2 separate regions of the Homo sapiens genome follow, and region 1 is linked to region 2. A link is an interaction called in ENCODE POLR2A ChIA-PET data of the cell type or tissue named here. Cell type or tissue: B cell. All regions are shown on one strand. Region 1 overlaps AFF3 (ALF transcription elongation factor 3). Region 2 overlaps AFF3 (ALF transcription elongation factor 3).

The links. Peaks named below come from ENCODE experiments on the same cell type or tissue, not always from the same donor. Only the 100,000 strongest peaks of a DNase experiment are listed, where the experiment ranks them.
Region 1: POLR2A ChIA-PET joins it to region 2 with 7 read pairs; 2 of 35 experiments call an interaction of 5 or more read pairs at or near these places.

What each region holds. Positions count from the first base shown.
Region 1 is chr2:100,052,529-100,057,528 of GRCh38, reverse strand. All of the region lies in intron 4 of AFF3 (ALF transcription elongation factor 3), which reads left to right. Among named protein-coding and RNA genes, the nearest start is that of AFF3, 88 kb to the left of the region's middle. In B cell, no CTCF peak of the experiment used is centred here; no DNase peak of the experiment used is centred here; H3K27ac peaks cover 2,333 bases.
Region 2 is chr2:99,884,487-99,889,486 of GRCh38, reverse strand. All of the region lies in intron 7 of AFF3 (ALF transcription elongation factor 3), which reads left to right. Among named protein-coding and RNA genes, the nearest start is that of AFF3, 260 kb to the left of the region's middle. In B cell, no CTCF peak of the experiment used is centred here; no DNase peak of the experiment used is centred here.

The DNA of each region.
Region 1 (5,000 bases), 170 kb before region 2:
TTGGTCTTGAGCATTTATCATGTGATATGTGTAAATGCTATGTGCTTTAATCATGCATTTAGTATTAAATAGGCACAGAGATTCCAGTGAGTTGAGCTGAGAGTTAAAGAGATTGGGTAACTTATCCTGTGGTCATAGAACTAGTAAGTGGCAGGCCTAGGATATGAATCCAGTGTGGCTAGAGTTTTTTTTTTTTTTTTTTTTTTTTGAGACAGAGTCTTGCTCTGTTGCCCAGGCTGGTGTGCAGTGGCGTGATCTCAGCTCACTGCAACCTCTGCCTCCCGAGTTCCAGTGATTCTCCTGCCTCAGCCTCCTGAGTAGCTGGGATTACAGGCGCCCGCCACCATGCCTGGCTAATTTTTGTATTTTTGGTTGAGACAGAGTTTCACCGTGTTGGCCACGCTGGTCTCGAACTCCTGATCTCAGGTGATCCACCCGTCTTGGCTTCCCAAAGTTCTGGGATTACAGGTGTGACCATGCCTGGCCCAGTGTGGCCAAAGTTTTCAACAGAAATAGTTTTCTCTTTTTCTTGAATGTGTGGAAGACCTGAGAGCCCATGAACCCTGTGGAGTGCTTTACCATTTCTTCAGCTTTACTTATTGAACCAGCTGTTCAAAAAACCAGACACTTTTCAGAGTAAAGAGGCCTCTATTCGTATTTACCCCAGGGCAGACAGTATATACCAGAGTGCCTGAGGTGAACCAGAAAGTGTGGTTGCCTGTATATAAGAGTTTTAAAACAATACTATTTGGAGCACTCCCCACAAAAAAGGACATAGCCTTATTTAGAACAGATGGTATAGAGTAAACAAATGACATGGACAAAACAGAACTGCTCAACTTCTATTTTGATTTTATCATCTTTATCAGGAAAAATGATCTTTAAGTTGGAAAGGGTAGAATAAACATGGTTAGGAGACATTAAAACCCAAGATAGAAGAGATAATGAGAATGACTAAAAAAATGCCTTTACGCCTCCTGGGCACGGAAGGAACTTGCAGATGTGATTGTGGAACCACTTTAGATAATATTTTGTGAATCAAGGAGAATAGGATGCCAGAAGATTGTAAATGATTTTGACAAACATGTCCCAGCTTTCAAGGGGGAAAGCATGGTTTGGAAACTACAGATGGGTGAGCTTAAGTCAGTTTCTGAGGAATTCTAGAAGCAATATTAAGCAGACGTTTGTGAACATATAATAAGGCAGCAGTGAGTAATGGGAGACAGAAAGGATCCTCTAAGAACAAGTCTTTTTCTTGTTTAGATGGGATCATTCGTCTGATACATGAAGGGAATGCCGGATAGAGAGTGAATATTGATTTCAGCCAGCCACTTTGAGAGTCTCTGGTGTCACAGACAAGATGGAGAGATGTGACTAGCGTGATAATACAGTTTGATGAGTTTATATTTGCTGCCATAACCAGTGTGTGTGTGTGTGTGTGTGTGTGTGTGTGTGTGTGTGTGTGAGAGAGAGACAGCGATTTTTTTTTTTGTTCTAAGTGACAGGGTCTTACTCTGTTGCCCAGGCTGGAGTGCATGATCATAGCTCATTGTAACCTTGATCTCCTGGCCTCAAGCAGTCCTTCCTTCTCCGACTCTGAAAGCTCTGGGATTACAGGTGTGAGCCACTGTGCTGGGCCCACAACTATTTTAAAACTGGGTGATGAACAGATTGATCAACTAATGAAATAGCTTCTGGGGCAAAATGGCCTGTTGCTTGTTTTTATAAATAAAGTTGTATTGGAACACAGTTGTGCCCATTTGTTTATTATGTATTGTTTAAGGCTGCTTTCGTGCTACAGTAGCAGAGCTGAGCAGTTGCTTTAGAGACCATTTGGCCCGCAAAGCCTATAATATTTGCTTTCTGGCTCTTTAACAGACAAAGTTTGCTGATCTCTGGCCTAGACAGAACACTGGTTCTCAGCCTGCTGTACATTAGAATCACCTAAAGCATTCTTACTAATGCCCAAGCATCTTTCCTCCTCAGCCCCTCCAACTAAATCAGAATCAGAGGTTGAGCCTGGCATTTTTCTTTCTTTTCTTTTCTTTTCTTTTTTTTTTTTTTTTAAGATTTCTAGGTGATTGTAATGTGAAGTCAGAGCTGGAGACCACTGGCCAGGAGGGAGGGTGCTAGTGGGGAGTGCAGCAAGGGCGTGTGTGCCATCTCCTGTTTCCTATGAGGGTTAATGATGTACTGTGCAATCCAATCTCTGGATGACACAGAGGGAGAGGTGGACATGGTTCTTTAGATGACAGGGTAAGAACTGCAAAAATTCTGGCCCTAAGGTAACAAGATGATGTTGGTATAGTAAAAAATATAAAGGCCTTCCCTATGTACTAAAAGTCTCTTTCAGAAGTGTCAGGTGGTGATTTGGCCACACCCAGTGAAATGGATGTGAAAATGAGTTAAGGGTTAACTGCAGACTCAATATGAGCCAACGAACAGTATGTGATAACCAGGAAACCCAAAACGAGATAAAACCCAACAATAACAACCAAGGCAATCTCAGCCTACATTGACATAATTACAGTGAAAGCAGGGATAAAATTTCTACTGTATCTGCTCAGGTCAAATCACACCTGTTGGAGAAACACTCTTTGTGGGTGGGAATGTGGCTGGTTCAGCTTTGGAGTCACCTGGGGTAGTGCTTCCCAAGAGGCTGACCTCCACTGCCCTTAGAGCAGGGTGAGGTGCCACAGGGAGCAGTGCAGTCTTGTCTCTAAGAGGTGTACAAGTGGATCAGATGGCCATTTGGTAGGGGTTAGAAATGAAAGTTCATCTTTGGGGATTGTATTAGGATTTTCCAGGGAAATAGAACCAATAGGATGGATGGAAAACAATACACGTAAATCCTTAGGATAAGGAATTGGCTTATGTGATTATGGAGGTCAACAAGTTCCAAGATCTGCAGAATGACTCAGCATGCTGGAGATGCAGGAGAGCCAGTGGTGTGAGTTCCAGTTCAAAGGCTGGCAGACTTAAGACCTAGGAAAACCCAGTGTTTCATTTTGAGTCCAAAGGCAGGGAAAAACTGATGTCGCAGGCTCAAGGCAGTCAAGCAGAAAGAGATTCCCCCTTATATCTAGGAGGGGTCTGCCTTTTGATTCTGTTCTGGCTTTCAGCCAATTGTCTGGGGCCTACCCATGTTAGGGAGGGCAACCTGCTTTACTCAGATTGAAATGTTACTTCTATCCAGAAACAGCCAGAATAATGTTTGACTAAATGTGTGGCACCCCATGGCCCAAGCAAGATGACACAGAAAATCCATCTAATGCAACTTCCTCATCCTGTGGATGAGAAAACAGAGTCTCAGAGGATGTAACTTTCCCAAGGTGCCCCCACTTGGTCAGTGGCCAAGGTAGCTCTTGGGTTATTAGGTCTTCTCACTCCACAGCCCTATGTTCTTCCTGCCACACTGTTCAGCAGGTGTAGAGGTTGTGTTAATGACCTCTGTGGCCCTCTCCAGCCCTCAGGGTTAGACTGACTGTTAAATGGAAGAAGTCATTCCTCAGAAGGAGAGGCCTTAACCAGGATGGAGAACTGCAGCCATTGGGGGTGTGGTGCTTGATTTTGAAGAGACCATTGCCTAGATACAGAGGAGGTCAATGTAAACCCAAGTGATGTCCGCTGTCTTATGTACTTGGATTGTGAGCTCTTCCTTTTGTACACAAACACTCTTCAGGCCCCTTCAGAGCCCCAAATACTACTTAATCCTTTAATGCTGTTGCTGTCAAGAGGATGAGGAAGAGGGATGTCAGGCAGATTTCATGCTGGCGTGAATAATTAAGTGAGTGCAGGGCTACCATCTGAAGCTCCATGGGGGAGTTCCCTTTGTGCTGTCTGCATATGGCCTCCTCTTCTTGAATCAGCAGATGATTCAGCCGGAAAGACGAAGACACTCAAAGGGACTCTTTTTCAGGGATATGTCTCATCATAATAGGCTGTGCTCCCACCCCATGTCAAAGATGATTCTAGGTGCTTCTTATACATTATCTTTCCTGGTCTAAAAGACAACTATGAAAGGCAAGCTACACATTATTATCCCCATTCCATAAATGAGAAGACTGAGCTCTGGATGTATTTTCTTCATGTTGGAGGAAAATGATATTAATTGACAGGTCCCAGGTTTCTAATGTAATGCCCCCATGTGTTTTCACACTCTTGGCACTGAGCTAAAACATCTCATTTTAGGAACCAAGAATACAGTTATTAGAAGACCACTCTCAGAGTCAACTCTCGGGTACTGTCAAACAGCAGAATTTGAAATTCCACAGTGGCTAACACGCTGACACCCAACACAGTTCAAGTGTTGTATAAATAAAGTCAACAGCCTGACTTTTGAGTAAAACATAATTTTTCAACTGCTGCCAAGAGGAAGATAATTGATGATAAAAGGTAAACATAAATGACTTTTTGATTACCTGTTGTTTTAGATTACCTTAGCTTGTCTTCATCATTACTGCAGAGACTTCAAAGCTATGCAGAGTAAACTCTCAGGATCAATTTCCCCCTCTCCACTTCCCCTCTTGTCACATTTCCCCACACCTTTTAACAGAAGCCCTGCTCTTGGGGAAGTCAGGAATTAGTTGCTTCACTTTCTAATTATTACAAGTGTGTTAAACAAAATCACTGATAAGAGCCTCACATGTTGCAGGTGCGCATGCTCAAGCTCGTACTGGGGAAGGCGGCTGGAGGAAATGTGAGCAGGTGCAGCGCCCTGTCCTGCCCTGCCCCTGCAGGAGTCCTCATTAGTGAATGGACTGAGAGTGGCCTGGGCAGTGTTCTATCTGGACATACAGATACATTATTTTTAGGCTTTAAAACAGTATGATTTGGCAAATGGACCCACCAAGTTGAATCACAATCTCTAAACCCAGGAGCATTTCCTGGGTTCCTGTGGAGCAGTTCCTCTGTCTGGGTAAGGGAGGACTGGAGACAGACCCTGCACATAGAGTGGGGACAAGGAGTATAGGTGGTGTGAAAGTTTGCTGTTAACACGG
Region 2 (5,000 bases):
TAAATCTGTCATAGTGAGAACACATGTTGGAGATGGCATGTGTCAACATGATTCAAAAACAATGGCACAGGTACCTCTGCTAATAAATATATTTCAAATGGATTATTCATAACACCTTAAAAGGACTTGGATTGAAACCTATTGCCTTTCTTTACAAGATTCAGATCTGTTAGAAATCTGTGTGGAGTCAGTCCCCATGGCACAGGCCTGTAGTTCAGCTGCTCAGGAGACTGACTGAAGGATTGCTTGGTCCCAGGAGTTTGAGGCTGCAGTGAGCTATGATCTCGCCTGTGAATAGCCACTGTACTCCAGCCTGGACAGCACAGTGAGACCACATCTATAAAATTTAAAAAAAAAATCTGTCTAGAATATAAGAAAAAGAAAGAATTGATAAATCAGTGCTTTTATTTCTAGGCAACATGTCTGTCCTCCTCCTAGGTTTTAAGCCTAAAAATAAATTTTTAAAGGTTTAAAGCATACAGCTACATCATTATTTTTATGGCAGTCAAATTAATTCTTCCGTCCACCACTTGAAGCCAATGGAGATTGACGGTCCTGTTTTCTTACTTTAATGATGTAAACCTCATTGAAAATGAAGATTCTGGAGGATAAAAAATGGTGCTGTGACTGCTATTGATTAAGTGTCTTGTTGCCGTCATTGTTCATCCCTCCTTGGCCTCTTGGGCAGAAGGAGGCCCAAGAATAACATTGCTGACATTTCCTTGAAAAGATGCAGTGCTTGACAAAGACAGCTGCATGCTTAAAAAAAAAAAGATACAGTTTTGATGCACATGCTTTAGTCTTTTTAGGACAAGTGATTGATTACGTAAAAGAAAGAGTTCTTAAAGTCACATCGAGTTAAATGTCCATCTGACATACTTAAGAATAAAAGTCATTGTAAGATGGTGAGTTTCAAAAACTGCATGACTTACACAATTTTTAAAAAGAAATTGATGAAATAGGGAGAAATAAAGGAAAAGATAATACACAGTAGAGTAATTGTAACATTTAATTGGAATAAACATTTCTAGTATTGTAGCTGTGAAATCCTGAATGTGTTCAAAATGTAGTTTCTAGTGGTGCAGAAAACGAAATGCTATTTTTAAATGACAAAGTTCAAACATTATATGTATACTGAAGCTCCTGTTTAATTAACAGTTTTTATTCATTTGAAGTTGTAAGTTTGTCCTCGATATCTATGCTTTATAGATGAGCTCTCTTTAATTTATTCCAGTACCTTCATCATCTGCTCTCTTCATTTGTTCTCATATTACAGTGAAGTTTTACAATGTTTTATTTTTCGAGTTGTGCCTTTCCATCCAAGTATTTTATTGGGAATATACTTTTTCGTCTCTTTCTTGGGGATGATGAAAAGTATTGTGACTATTAGGCTCATTTCTAAGACATTTGATGCAAATTTTTGACTATGACAGCGTTTCTGAAGTTATTAATATAACACTTGCTGATTTTGATTACAAATAGTGAGTGCAGAGAGCTAGTTCTCAGAATCATGGACGTCCATGGATATTTAGTGTAGCATTTAGGGACGTGCCTGTTTGGAGTTGGGTGGCCCTGGATGGAAGCCTGTCTCTTCCCTACACAGCTGAATGATCTGGAGCAATTACCTACCTTACTAAGCCTTGTTTGCTTACCTGTGAACAGAGGGTGGTAATACCTGTCCCATAGGGATGCCATAAAGGATTAGACAATGTATGGAAAGAGTTGAGCACGATGCCTTTTGCAATAAGAACTCAATAGTTGATATCTACTAGCGTAGTTTAATGATAAGTATAGCAATAATAAATATTTATTTAATGCTAAACATGTTTCAAATGTTGTGTTATGAACCATGATTTTTTTGAAAAAGGAGTAACTCCTGACATTGAAGAGCTTATATTTCCTGGTAAACAGCGCAGATATTTAAGTGATAATTACAATATAATGTGATAACTACATTCCTAGTAATACTATGATATTTTGTGAGCACGGATAATGTGTTGCTTTAAAAAGATAATCAGCTTCATAAACTAGATTCTAAATTAACAAGCACAGTGCTAACACTCCCCTGACTGAACAGTTATACAAAAGGCTAAGGGTCTTAGAATTTATTGTCTTTCTTGCTGAAAGATGATTCTAATAACAATAAGGTTTTCCCCCTCCTATAATTTTGTGTTTCCAAAAACAAATGGTGAGGAAACAATAGAGTATGTTTACCCTTTCTGGACTCAGGGACAGGGTCTCTAATTTGGTCTCTGATTTGGACAGCTGCTATTTGCCTTAGACCTTTTAGGTTGTGTTTCTAAAGACTGAGGCTAAATTGAACATGACAGAGAGGATTCAGGTGAACAGATTAGCTCATCTGTCTTCCATCAGCACACCTGTTGCCCCCAACAGAGGGCAGAACCATTTCTCTTTCAAGCATGGGCTACTGATAAATTCAGCTAGGCGAGCTAGTTCAGCCTTCTCATTAAGGGAAGTTAAGAGAGAAGTGATGAAATCTTAAAAATTAGGAGTAACTGGACATTTCGTTAAGGGAGATGCATTACTTCTTACAGCACTAGGTATGAGTTGAAGTCAATGCATTTTAAACATGGTTTTCCTAAATTGAAGTCTTTAAAAAATAAAACTTTAAGAAAGTATCCTAAATACATATGGTAAAAATTTTCACAAATACTGCTCTTTGGCCATTCAAGAAATCTTCAAATGAAATATGATGTTGGAATTTTTTCTGCAGCAGTTATTCTGATGTAATATACATCTGCCTTATTTTTTCCATCACTAATTTTTTTCAGTTTGGGTAATAAAACTTGTTCATGAAGCGTGGTATATAGACCATTTTTAAATGGCCCTACTCCAGTGGACTTCAAGTCCAAAATGCAATGAGGAGTTTTCCTAATGGCAAATGTGCATCTTTTACATTTTTGTAGCATGGAGGGGGAGGCAGTAGAGGACTGTGGATGATTTTAGCTCTGCTCTCAGGCAGAGAGCATCATGGAAATGTGTCCAAACTGCTTTAGGAGGCTCTCTGACCTTGCGCGTACCTCCTTTATTCCTGAAAAAAAAAAAATTGTAATGACTCGAGTGAGTATGTTGTAATTTACTGTCAGCATCTTGGGGCATGTGTATGTTGGGACAGGCTAAGGCCAGTCCATTTAAAGACAAGGTTCCCCAGCAGGAGCTGGCCAGGGACAAAGTAAGTGCTCCACCAACTTTAAAATATGTGCATGGAACATGGTGATCAGACCTCGCTAGCATGGTCAAGTAAGGTCAGGTAAACCTTTCTGAGGTAGGAAAGGTGCAATCTAACTGGACAAAATGTGATCAGTGTTAGGTATGAGGCAGAGGGTACATACGAGGTATATTTGAAAGAGATTTTTAAATGCATTTTGGGGCATCAAGAAGGAGGGGCACACTTTGTTCAGGACTTGTTTCTCTTTCTACCAATCAATCATTAAATGTAAACTGAATCAATAAACTTTCACTGTCTGCGTGTTCCTTGTTCCAGTATCTCCTGTCATATCTCCAGACAGTATGTGATGAAACTAGTTGGTAACAGGTAAGCCTCTCTTATGGGTTAATGTAGTAAGAGAAGGTAGGTGGAGAAGCTCTATCACATGATAGATTCCAAAACCAATCCTGTGCGTATGATCTGCCCCAGAGCTGAGTTCTGCCCTCCAAATGACCTTGTTCCAGTGGCCCAAGTGGCTGAGCTTCTCTGCCAACCAAGAGTATGATGGAGTGAATGCACAGACCCACTACAGACAAGTTCATGGAACCCCAAGGATTCAGTATCTTTCACAACCTCTAAAACTTACAAGGGGCCATGGATGGAATTGTCAAGACTTAAAAAAGACCCTGCACCCTCTCTTTGAAACTCCCATCCCTGAAATCAGCAACTCCTGGGCACAAATATAGATTTAGGGGCCTAGAGTATCTCTGAGACTCATGATTCCTTGATTGAAAGTAGGAACAAGAAAATAAGTTTTAAATGATTACATTTTTGTTTTAGTCTTTACTCTGGGTAAGGTGTGATGTTACATGCAGGCTGTGTGCATGTGAGTACCAAACACAATTCCTGCTCTCAGGGAAACATGGATAAGACTTAAACAAGTGAAATGTTAAATAGCCCTGTGAGACAGGAGGGAATGCATATCAAGCAAGACAGTGTGGTCATTGGGTTTTGAGGGGGAAAATGAGGGAAAGGCCTTTGTGTGTGAGGTAGGGTAAAGTGGATGAATTTGAATCACATTTTGAAAGGCATTGCAGGTGGGATGGATGAGCAGATGTTCCCAATAGGAACGCCTGTAGACTGTTCAGAAGAAATTGCCCAAATGAGCCAGATGAGAAGGCTGAGGGCAGGGCTGCTTTTGGCTCTGAGGACTATAGATTTATCCTCTAGGTGATGAGGGGCTATTAACGGCTGGTGAGTCTGGAGAACTGAACAGTGGAAGCTCTATTTTAAGATTCACGTGGCAGTAGAGGATAGAGGTGTTTGGAAGCGGTGGGCAGTTGGCAAGCTATATGGGAGACATTTCTGGCTTAAGAACACAAAAAATGTGGGAATACAAATGGATGGTTCCAGTGAATCCCCCAGGTAGAGGGAGAGGCTGGGATTGGAGGATGGTAGAAGCGAATATGGTGAACCCAGCCACCCCCTCACCAGAATGTGTCTCCTCTGGGAGCTGGCTAATGTGGTCTTCACAGTGAAAATTGTTGGATGAGTGGTATAGACATATTATCCTTTAATTAAACATCTAACTTTGAAAATCTTGATTAATAAGCAGGCCGGGTGCAGTGGCTCATGCCTGTAATTCCAGCACTTTGGGAGGCCAAGGCTGGCAGATCACTTGAGGCCAGGAGTTTGAGACTAGCCTGGCCAACATGGTGAAACCCCATCTCTACCAAAAAAAAAATACAAAAATTAGCCAGGTGTGGTGTTATGTGCCTGTAGTCCCAGCTACTGGGGAGGCTGGGGCAGGAGAATCTCTTGAACCCCATAG